2 separate regions of the Homo sapiens genome follow, and region 2 is linked to region 1. Evidence: read pairs that join two places in POLR2A ChIA-PET (ENCODE). Cell type or tissue: HepG2. All regions are shown on one strand. Links, peaks and the distances in the headings refer to the core of each region. The heading gives the core; the rest is flanking DNA. Region 1 overlaps GRK5 (G protein-coupled receptor kinase 5). Region 2 has its middle 4.7 kb from the start of PRDX3.

Region 1 (4,385 bases), core at 227-4,226:
TTAGGCCCAAAGCGAATCCTCCCACCTCAGCCTCCTGAATAGCTGGGACTACAGGCGCAGGCCACCATGCCTGGCTAATTAAATTTTTTTTTTTTTAGAGATGGGGTCTCTCTGTATTGCCTAGGCTGGTCTTGAACTTCTGGCCTCAAGTGATGCTTCCACCTTGGCTTCCCAAAGTGGAATCATGCTGGATTACAGGCATGAGGCACTGTACCTGGCCAAGGAAAATTTTGCAGTGAATTAAGCAACACCAGCTACAAGTTAAAATATTTGTTCAGTATTAGCTTTGGGTTTTTTGTTGTTGTTCTTTTTTGAGACAGAGTCTCACTCTTTTGCCCAGGCTGCAGTACAGTGGTGTGACCTCAGCTCACTGTAACCTCCACCTCCTGGGTTCAAGTGATTCTCGTGCCTCAGCCATCCTAGTAGCTGGGATTACAGGTGTGCGCCACTATGCCCAGCTAATTTTTGTATTTTTGGTAGAGATAGTGTTTCACCAGGTTGGCCAGGCTGGTCTTGAGCTCCTGACCTCAAGTGATCTGCCTGTCTTGGCTTCCCAAAGTGCTGGGATTACAGGCATGAGCCACTGAGGCCCACACAGTATTAGTTCACCTCAAAATATAGTGGCTTGAAACAACAGTCAACCTTTATTAGGTGATGGTTTTGTGGGTCAGGAATTTGGGCATGGCTTTGCGATGTGCTGTTGGCTCAAGGTCTCTCATGAGGTGAGATATTAAGAAGTTGGCTGGGCTGCAGTCATCTGAAGGCTTGACCGTAGCTGGAGGATCTGCATCCACAGTTATTCACATGCCTGGCAGGTTGGTGCTGGCTGTTGGCAGGAGGGAGCCTCTCCATGGGATTGCTTGAGTGTCCTCACAACATGGCTGGCTTTCTCCAGAGCAAGCAATCCAAGAGAACATGGTAGGAGCTGCAGTGCCCTCTATGACCTAGCCTTAGAGCATCTACACCATTTCCCTAATATCATACTGGTGGCACTGGTTAGCCCTGTTTCATATGGAAAGAGACTTTCCTAGAGCATGAGTAATGAGGCAAGGATTATTGAAGGCCACCTTGGAGGCAGGCGACTACAAATATGAGGTTACAACAAATGAAATCTCATATAGGAAATGCTAAGAGGCATTCCTATCTGCTAAGTAGCCTAGACTCTAGGTGATGAAATAAAATTAGTGGGCTATCACCTGGCTTTAGATGTGCCTGACCATTTGAAATTTTATTGTGAAATGATCCACTCTGCCTCACTGGGGGCTAAGTATTCTGCTTCTCTTGTTTATGAGAATCCAGTATTTGTCTTTGTCTTTCTCTCACTGGTGTGATCCCCCAAAATGGGAAGAGTGGAGGGTGCTTATAGTTTTTCAGGTGCACATAGAGACAGTCAGAACATCTAGGAAGCCAGACCCCGGGAGCAGGGCTGTCTTGAAAAAGTGCCACTTCTAAAATGGGTTTATATAGTGCACATCTGTGGGATCATCCAGTCTCCTGGGTGCCCCACCCGCATTCCCAAATAACATGGCTGTCCTAGAAGCTGCCATGTTCTTAATGATGTCACCCCCAAGCTGCAGTTGACTGGAGCAGGAGGGGGTCTGTGAGCCAAGGCAGGCCAACGAGTCCTTTCCCTGGAATTGATGGCCTCAAGGGGAAGTTCTTCCCTGCTAGAGAAAGCTTAACATAAAAACCCTGGGAACTGTGGACTGCCATGTTTCCTACACTGGAACAAGCCAGTCAGCACCCAGAGATCATGAGCAACACACACACACACACACACACACACACACACACACCCAACACACAGATCATGGGGGCTACAGAAGTGCTTGTGTCCCTGGTCTCTGGGCTCTTGGCCCAGCTGCTTTTCTGATTTCCCCACAATTTGTTTGTTCAGCTCATCCTCAGATTCCAGGAGCCAGGAGCTTACAGTTTTGTTGAACTAGGTTAGGCTGGGATTGTTTTCACTTAGAACAAAAAGAGTAATGGGGAAAGTTAAAGACCTTTCCTGGTAGCCTTTAGATCCTTGGTTGGATGCAGAGACAGAGAAACAATTCTGAGAGGGAAGGAGGAAAAGCAGCTGGTGGGGGTGAGGATGGGTGGAGCTCTTAGGAGAAAAGTGATGGGGCAGACAGGAAGCAGGATGGCACAGCCCGTCTGTATTAGTCCGTTTTCAGGCCGCTTTTAAAGACATACCCAAGACTGGGCAGTTTACAAAAGAAAGAGGTTTAACGGACTCACAGTTCCATGTGGCTAGGGATGCCTCACAGTCATGATGGAAGGTGAAAGGCACGTCTCACATGGCGGGAGACAAGAGAAGAGAGCGTGTGCAGCAGAACTGCCCTTTATAAAACCATCAGATCGGGCCAGGTGCAGTGGCTCAGCCTGTAATCCTGTAATCCCAGCACTTTGGGAGGCCAAGATGGGCAGATCATTTGAGGTTAGGAGTTCGGGACCAGCCTGGCCAATATGGTGAAACCCCATCTCTACTAAAAATACAAAAATTAGCTGGGCATGGTGGCGTGCGCCTGTAGTCCCAGCTACTTGGGAGGCTGAGACAGGAGAATCACTTGAACCCAGGAGGCAGAGGTTGCAGTGAGCCGAGATTGCACCACTGCATTCCAGCCTGGGCAACAGAGTGAGACTCCATCTCAAAATCTCAAAAAACAAACAAAATATCAGATCTCGTGAGACTTATTCACTATCCCGAGAACAGTACCAGAAAGACCCACCCTCATGATTCAATTACCTCCCACCACCGGGTCCTTCCCACAACACAAGAAAATTGTGAGAGATACAATTCATGATGAGATTTGGGTGGGGACACAGCTAAACCATGTCACCCTCTGCCACTGGGGTGCTTATCACTTCCCCTGAGATGGGCGAGCCTGTCCCCTCCCTCTGAGAGAGGCGAGCCTGTCCCCTCCACCACGTGGAGAGATGCAGCCCCCCTTCCCTCCTGCCTTCTCTTCAGTGTTTGACTCTGGCCAGGCCACAATTCACAAGCTGGTGGCTGTGGTACCTCAGGAAATCTGGAGTTGCTCCTACCACTTTCATTCTCCACCCAATGTGGACAGGAGTCCATTCTTCCCTCCCTTCTCAGGTTCCATCCCATCTATTGCCCTAAGTTGGGCCAGTGAATCCCTCTTGACTGAGGCCTGAGAGGGCCGCTCAGATGGGAGCCGGAGCCAGAGACTAGAGAACACTTTGCCCAGGCGGGCACAAGCTCTGGGGTTGACCAGGTACGTCTGACCCTGGGGCCCCTGGGGGACACCCCCATCATGCACTGCTCGCCATTCTCACTGGGGAGCAGAAAGGAAGCAAGGCCAGTGCCCACCCATCTGAAGCACCGTGCAGGGCATCAGCCAGGTCCTGGCAGAAAACAGATGGCCGGCCCCATGTGTGAATGGAGGAGTTTAATGAGGGCCTATTTACAAAGCGTGGGAGGGAAATCAGTAGCTGCTGATGCAACACCCCTGAGCCTCCACCACCCCGCAACCTGCAGGGCCAAGGGAAGGGACTGACGCGGGATCGTGGGAGAAGACTGCCCACAGGAGTCGGGTCTGGAGAAGAGGGTCCGGGAGCCTGCGGTGCCCAGGCGGGGACGGAGCCAGCAGAAAACCACCCCACCACTCCACCCCCACAGCAGGGTGGGAGAGGGCTAGAGGGGCTCTGGAGGGGCGGCCCACGTGGTCAGCACACACGAGAAGCTGGGGCCGTGGGGGTGGATGCAGGTGTTTCTCCAGCGGGGTGCATGGTGAGCATTGTGCTGACCAGGCGTGTCACTTGTCCCTGCCTCAAGGACTCTGGAAAAGCTGACCACATCAATAATTACAGAAGCTGGAGGTGGCAAGACCTCATGGCATCTCTGACTTCATCTTCCTGTTAGGGCAGAAGAAGGTCTCCTGGGAGAAGGAGGTGACATCTAAAGTTAGTCTAAGGCCAGGAGGAATTCAGCCCAGACTGCCCTTTCTAAACCTAGGGCCGGCTTCTTTGAAAACGTGGCAGGTTCTTAAAAGCATCTGAAGGAAATGTGTCTTCATAGCCAGGACATATTTTTCCTGGCAGATTCTGAGATTGATGATGCAATTAGGGCAGGCCAAGAGAATGAAGTATTAGGGCTATAAACTAAGATGCACATAGATGTTTCCACTCTTTGGAAGGCACAGATGTAGAAATAATTCTTTGTTCCTTAAGCTCAATGTAATAGTCTGCATTTTGTGTTAGAGCAGCATCTCCCCGCAAAGGCCACCCCTGTGTTTGGCATAAATCACAATGCAGGGAGAAGGCTCATTCAGTGGTGTCTTCCCTGTTGGCACCTGGCACGTATCTGGATTATGGATTGTCATGGGTGCTCCCTGGCACCGTGGCTGTTAGACCTGAGT
Region 2 (4,385 bases), core at 243-4,242, 210 kb before region 1:
AGGTACAGGATTTTCTTTTTTTTTTTTTTTTAATTTTATTTTTATTGATCATTCTTGGGTGTTTCTCACAGAGAGGGATTTGGCAGGGTCATAGGACAATAGTGGAGGGAAGGTCAGCAGATAAACAAGTAAACAAAGGTCTCTGGTTTTCCTAGGCAGAGGACCCTGAGGCCTTCTGCAGTGTTTGTGTCCCTGGGTACTTGAGATTAGGGAGTGGTGATGACTCTTAACGAGCATGCTGCCTTCAAGCATCTGTTTAACAAAGCACATCTTGCACCGCCCTTAATCCATTTAACCCTGAGTGGACACAGCACATGTTTCAGAGAGCACAGGGTTGGGGGGTAAGGTCACAGATCAACAGGATCCCAAGGCAGAAGAATCTTTCTTAGTACAGAACAAAATGAAAATTCTCCCATGTGTACTTCTTTCCACACAGACACGGCAACCATCCGATTTCTCAATCTTTTCCCCACCTTTCCCCGCTTTCTATTCCACAAAACCACCATTGTCATCGTGGCCCGTTCTCAATGAGCTGTTGGGCACACCTCCCAGACGGGGTGGTGGCCGGGCAGAGGGGCTCCTCACTTCCCAGTAGGGGCAGCCGGGCAGAGGCGCCCCTCACCTCCCGGACGAGGCGGCTGGCTGGGCGGGGGGCTGACCCCCCCCACCTCCCTCCCGGACGGGGCGGCTGGCCGGGCGGGGGGCTGACCCCCCCCCACCTCCCTCCCGGACTGGGCGACTGGCCAGGTGGGGGGCTGACCCTCCCACCTCCCTCCCGGAAGGGGCGGCTGGCCGGGCAGAGGGGCTCCTCACTTCCCAGTAGGGGCGGCCGGGCAGAGGCGCCCCTCACCTCCCAGATGGGGCGGCTGGCCGGGCGGGGGGCTGACCCCCCACCTCCCTCCCGGACGGGGCAGCTGGCCGGGCGGGGGGGCTGAACCCCCCACCTCCCTCCCGGACGGAGCGGCTGGCCGGGCAGAGGGGCTCCTCACTTCCCAGTAGGGGCAGCTGGGCAGAGGCGCCCCTCACCTCCCGGACGGGGCGGCTGGCCGGGTGGGGGGCTGACCCCCCACCTCCCTCCCGGACAGGGCGGCTGCCGGGCGGAGACGCTCCTCACTTCTCAGACGGGGCGGCTGCCGGGCAGAGGGTCTCCTCACTTCTCAGACGGGGCGGTTGCCAGGCGGAGGGTCTCCTCCCTTCTCAGATGGGGTGGCTGGGCAGAGACGCTCCTCACCTCCCAGACGGGGTCGCGACCGGGCAGAGGCACTCCTCACATCCCAGACGGGGCGGTGGGGCAAAGGCACTCCCCACATCTCAGACGATGGGCGGCCGGGCAGAGACGCTCCTCACTTCCTAGATGGGATGGCGGCCGGGAAGAGGCGCTCCTCACTTCCTAGATGGGATGGCGGCCGGGCAGAGACGCTCCTCACTTTCCAGACTGGGCAGCCAGGCAGAGGGGCTCCTCACATCCCAGATGATGGGCGGCCAGGCAGAGACGCTCCTCACTTCCTAGACGGGGTGGCGGCCGGGCAGAGGCTGCACTCTGGGCACTTTGGGAGGCCAAGGCAGGCGGCTGGGAGGTGGAGGTTGTAGCGAGCCGAGATCACGCCACTGCACTCCAGCCTGGGCACCATTGAGCACTGAGTGAACCAGACACCGTCTGCAATCCCGGCACCTCCGGAGGCCGAGGCTGGCGGATCACTCGCGGTTAGGAGCTGGAGGCCAGCCCAGCCAACACAGCGAAACCCCATCTCCACCAAAAAAATACGAAAACCAGTCAGGCGTGGCGGCGCGCCTGCAATCGCAGGCACTCGGCAGGCTGAGGCAGGAGAATCAGGCAGGGAGGTTGCAGTGAGCCGAGATGGCAGCAGTACCGTCCAGCTTCGGCTCGGCATCAGAGGGAGACCGTGGGGAGAGGGAGAGTAGGGAGAGGGAGAGGGAGAGGGAAGTCCAGGATTTTCTTTTGTGGTGATGAAAATGTTTTGGAACTAGATAGAGGTGGGTATAACATTATGAATTAACTAAATACCCCGAATTGTAAACTTTAAAATAATTAATTTTATATTTGGTGAATTTCACCTCAATTAAAAAAAAAATTAGAAAAAGGCCAGGCATGGTGGCTCATGCCTGTAATTGCAGCGCTTTGGAAAGCCAAGGTAGGAGGATCACTTTGTGCCCAGGGGTTTGAGACCAGCCTGGGCAACATAGCAAAACCCTGTCTCAAAAAAAAAAAAAAAAAAAAAGAAAGAAAAAGAAAAAGGAAAAGAAAAAAAAAAGAGAGAGAGAAAATGTAGAAGAAATAGGGACTAAAAACATTATATACTGTAGTCTACTCCAGTGATTTAATAGATCTAAAAGGCTCAGAAAACTGAGCCTTTTGGAGATGGAGAGACCTTCCCAAAATCACATCACTGGCTAGAAGCAGAGAGGTAGGGCAAGAACCCAGAAATTCCATACCACTGACCACCCAGCGTGTGTGTCTGATGGAGTTCAGCCTCAGCACCTTTTCCCCAGCCAACTCGTGAGATTACGTCATCCACACCCTCATCGTCTCCTCTTCTCCCTCATACTACAGGGTTGTTTTTTTGGTAGAAACAAGGTCTCGCTATCTTGCCCAGGCTGGCCTTGAACTCCTGACCTCAAGTGATCCTCCAGCTCCCAAAGTGCTGGGATTACAGGTATGAGCCACTGTCACAACAGCCTGCAGTTTTAAAGTACTTAAGCTTCAGTAGCTCAAGTCAACAAAAGGGGAGGGGGGAGGGGGGCAAAGCCAAGCCAAGGGGTCGCCTTCTCTTCTCCTTATGCCCACAGCCCTTTGCCGCCCACCTCTCCCTTCCCCATGCTGGAGGGCCTCTTGCTCTCCTATTGTAGGCGTGTGTTTTTTAGTTCCTGCACACAGGCAGTTTGGCTCATAACTAAACTTCACTATAAAAATGTAAAGCATGGTGCAAGTCAAAGCGACAGAGCAGAGTGGAGTTCCCTTAGAATTTCACCTCACTCATCCTGGTTTCAGTTTTAAAGCTCAGATGCATTAGTTAGTGCCAGCTCATAGGCAGGGTTAGGCTTCAAGGTAACATTACTTGAGGGCCTCATAATTGGCTCTGAAAGCAATTCTTTTTTTTTTTTTTTTTTGAGACGGAGTTTTGCTCTTGTTGCCCAGGCTAAAGTGCAATGGTGCGATCTCGGCTCACTGCAACCTCTGCCTCCCAGGTTCAAGTGATTCTCCTACCTCAGCCTCCTGAGTAGCTGGGATTACAGGCATGCACCACCACGCCCAGCTAATTTTGTGTTTTTAGCGGAGATGGGGTTTTGCCATGTTGGTCAGGCTGGTCTCGAACTCCTGACCTCAGGTGATTGGCCCGCAGGTGATCGGCCCGCTTCGGCCTCCCAAAGTGCTGGGATTACAGGTGTGAGCCACCGTGCCTGGCTGCTTCAAGGTAACATTACTTTCCGTCTTCCATGTAGCCCCATTCACCTGCGGCTGCCTTCAGTTAGATTTCCTGCATGATTCCTGCCCATTTTAGCCTCTGAAGTAATCTGTTTCCTGTCCTATTAGGTACCAAATAGAGAGCCCTCTGGTATTGGATCAATTAACAATGTGATTTTTTTTTTTTAGAATCTTGCTGTGTTGCCCAGGCTGGAGTGCAGTGGTGCAATCTCGGCTCACTGCAACCTCTGCCTCCTGGGTTCAAGAGATTCTTCTGCCTCAGCCTCCTGAGTAGCTGGGATTACAGGTGCCCACAACCACAACTAGCTAATTTTTGTATTTTTAGTAGAGACCAGGTTTTGCCATGTTGGCCAGGCTGGTCTTGGACTCCGGACCTCAAGTGATCCTCTCGCCTCGGCCTCCCAAAGTGCTGGGATTACAGGCATGAGCCACCGTCCCTAGCCAACAATGTGATTTTAATCATTAATAAACATGTACTGGAGAGGATCACTTAGACCCTGCTGCCGAGGAACTGTGTGTGTATCCAAGGAATACTGATAAAATCATTAAAAAAAAAACCCAGTCCAAGATTCAGCATTTTAAGAGGCATGAAAGAGGCATAATGGTTGAGTGTGGACAGCTGAGATTGACACACCAGCTCTGCTAGCTGCAGGCACGTGGCCTTGGGCAAGTTACTTAGCACATTTTCCCATCTGTAAAATTGAAATGATGTTAGTGCTTACCCCAAGGGCTTTTGTGAGGAATAAATGAGTTCATATTTTAAAGGCATTAGCACAGTCAGCAGGCACATAGTGTTCGTTATATTAAATAAAAGAGAGGTGCAAGTGAAGTGCTATCATGGTTTAGAGAAAGGGGCCAAGAAGGGCTTCACAGAGAAATCATCTATCCTGCTGCTTGGGGAAGGTGAAGGGGAAGATGGCAGGTGGAAGTGACTAGTGAC

What was found. Peaks named below come from ENCODE experiments on the same cell type or tissue, not always from the same donor. Only the 100,000 strongest peaks of a DNase experiment are listed, where the experiment ranks them.
Region 2: POLR2A ChIA-PET joins it to region 1 with 5 read pairs; 3 of 35 experiments call an interaction of 5 or more read pairs at or near these places.

The regions. Positions count from the first base shown.
Region 1 is chr10:119,388,042-119,392,426 of GRCh38, forward strand. The region is part of intron 3 of GRK5 (G protein-coupled receptor kinase 5); the gene reads left to right. Among named protein-coding and RNA genes, the nearest start is that of MIR4681, 12 kb to the left of the region's middle. RefSeq lists an enhancer at 3,434-3,934. In HepG2, for the core only: no CTCF peak of the experiment used is centred there; a DNase peak (open chromatin) is centred at 1,850.
Region 2 is chr10:119,181,281-119,185,665 of GRCh38, forward strand. No RefSeq gene overlaps it. Among named protein-coding and RNA genes, the nearest start is that of PRDX3, 4.7 kb to the left of the region's middle. RefSeq lists an enhancer at 1,593-2,338. In HepG2, for the core only: no CTCF peak of the experiment used is centred there; a DNase peak (open chromatin) is centred at 2,641; H3K4me3 peaks cover 334 bases.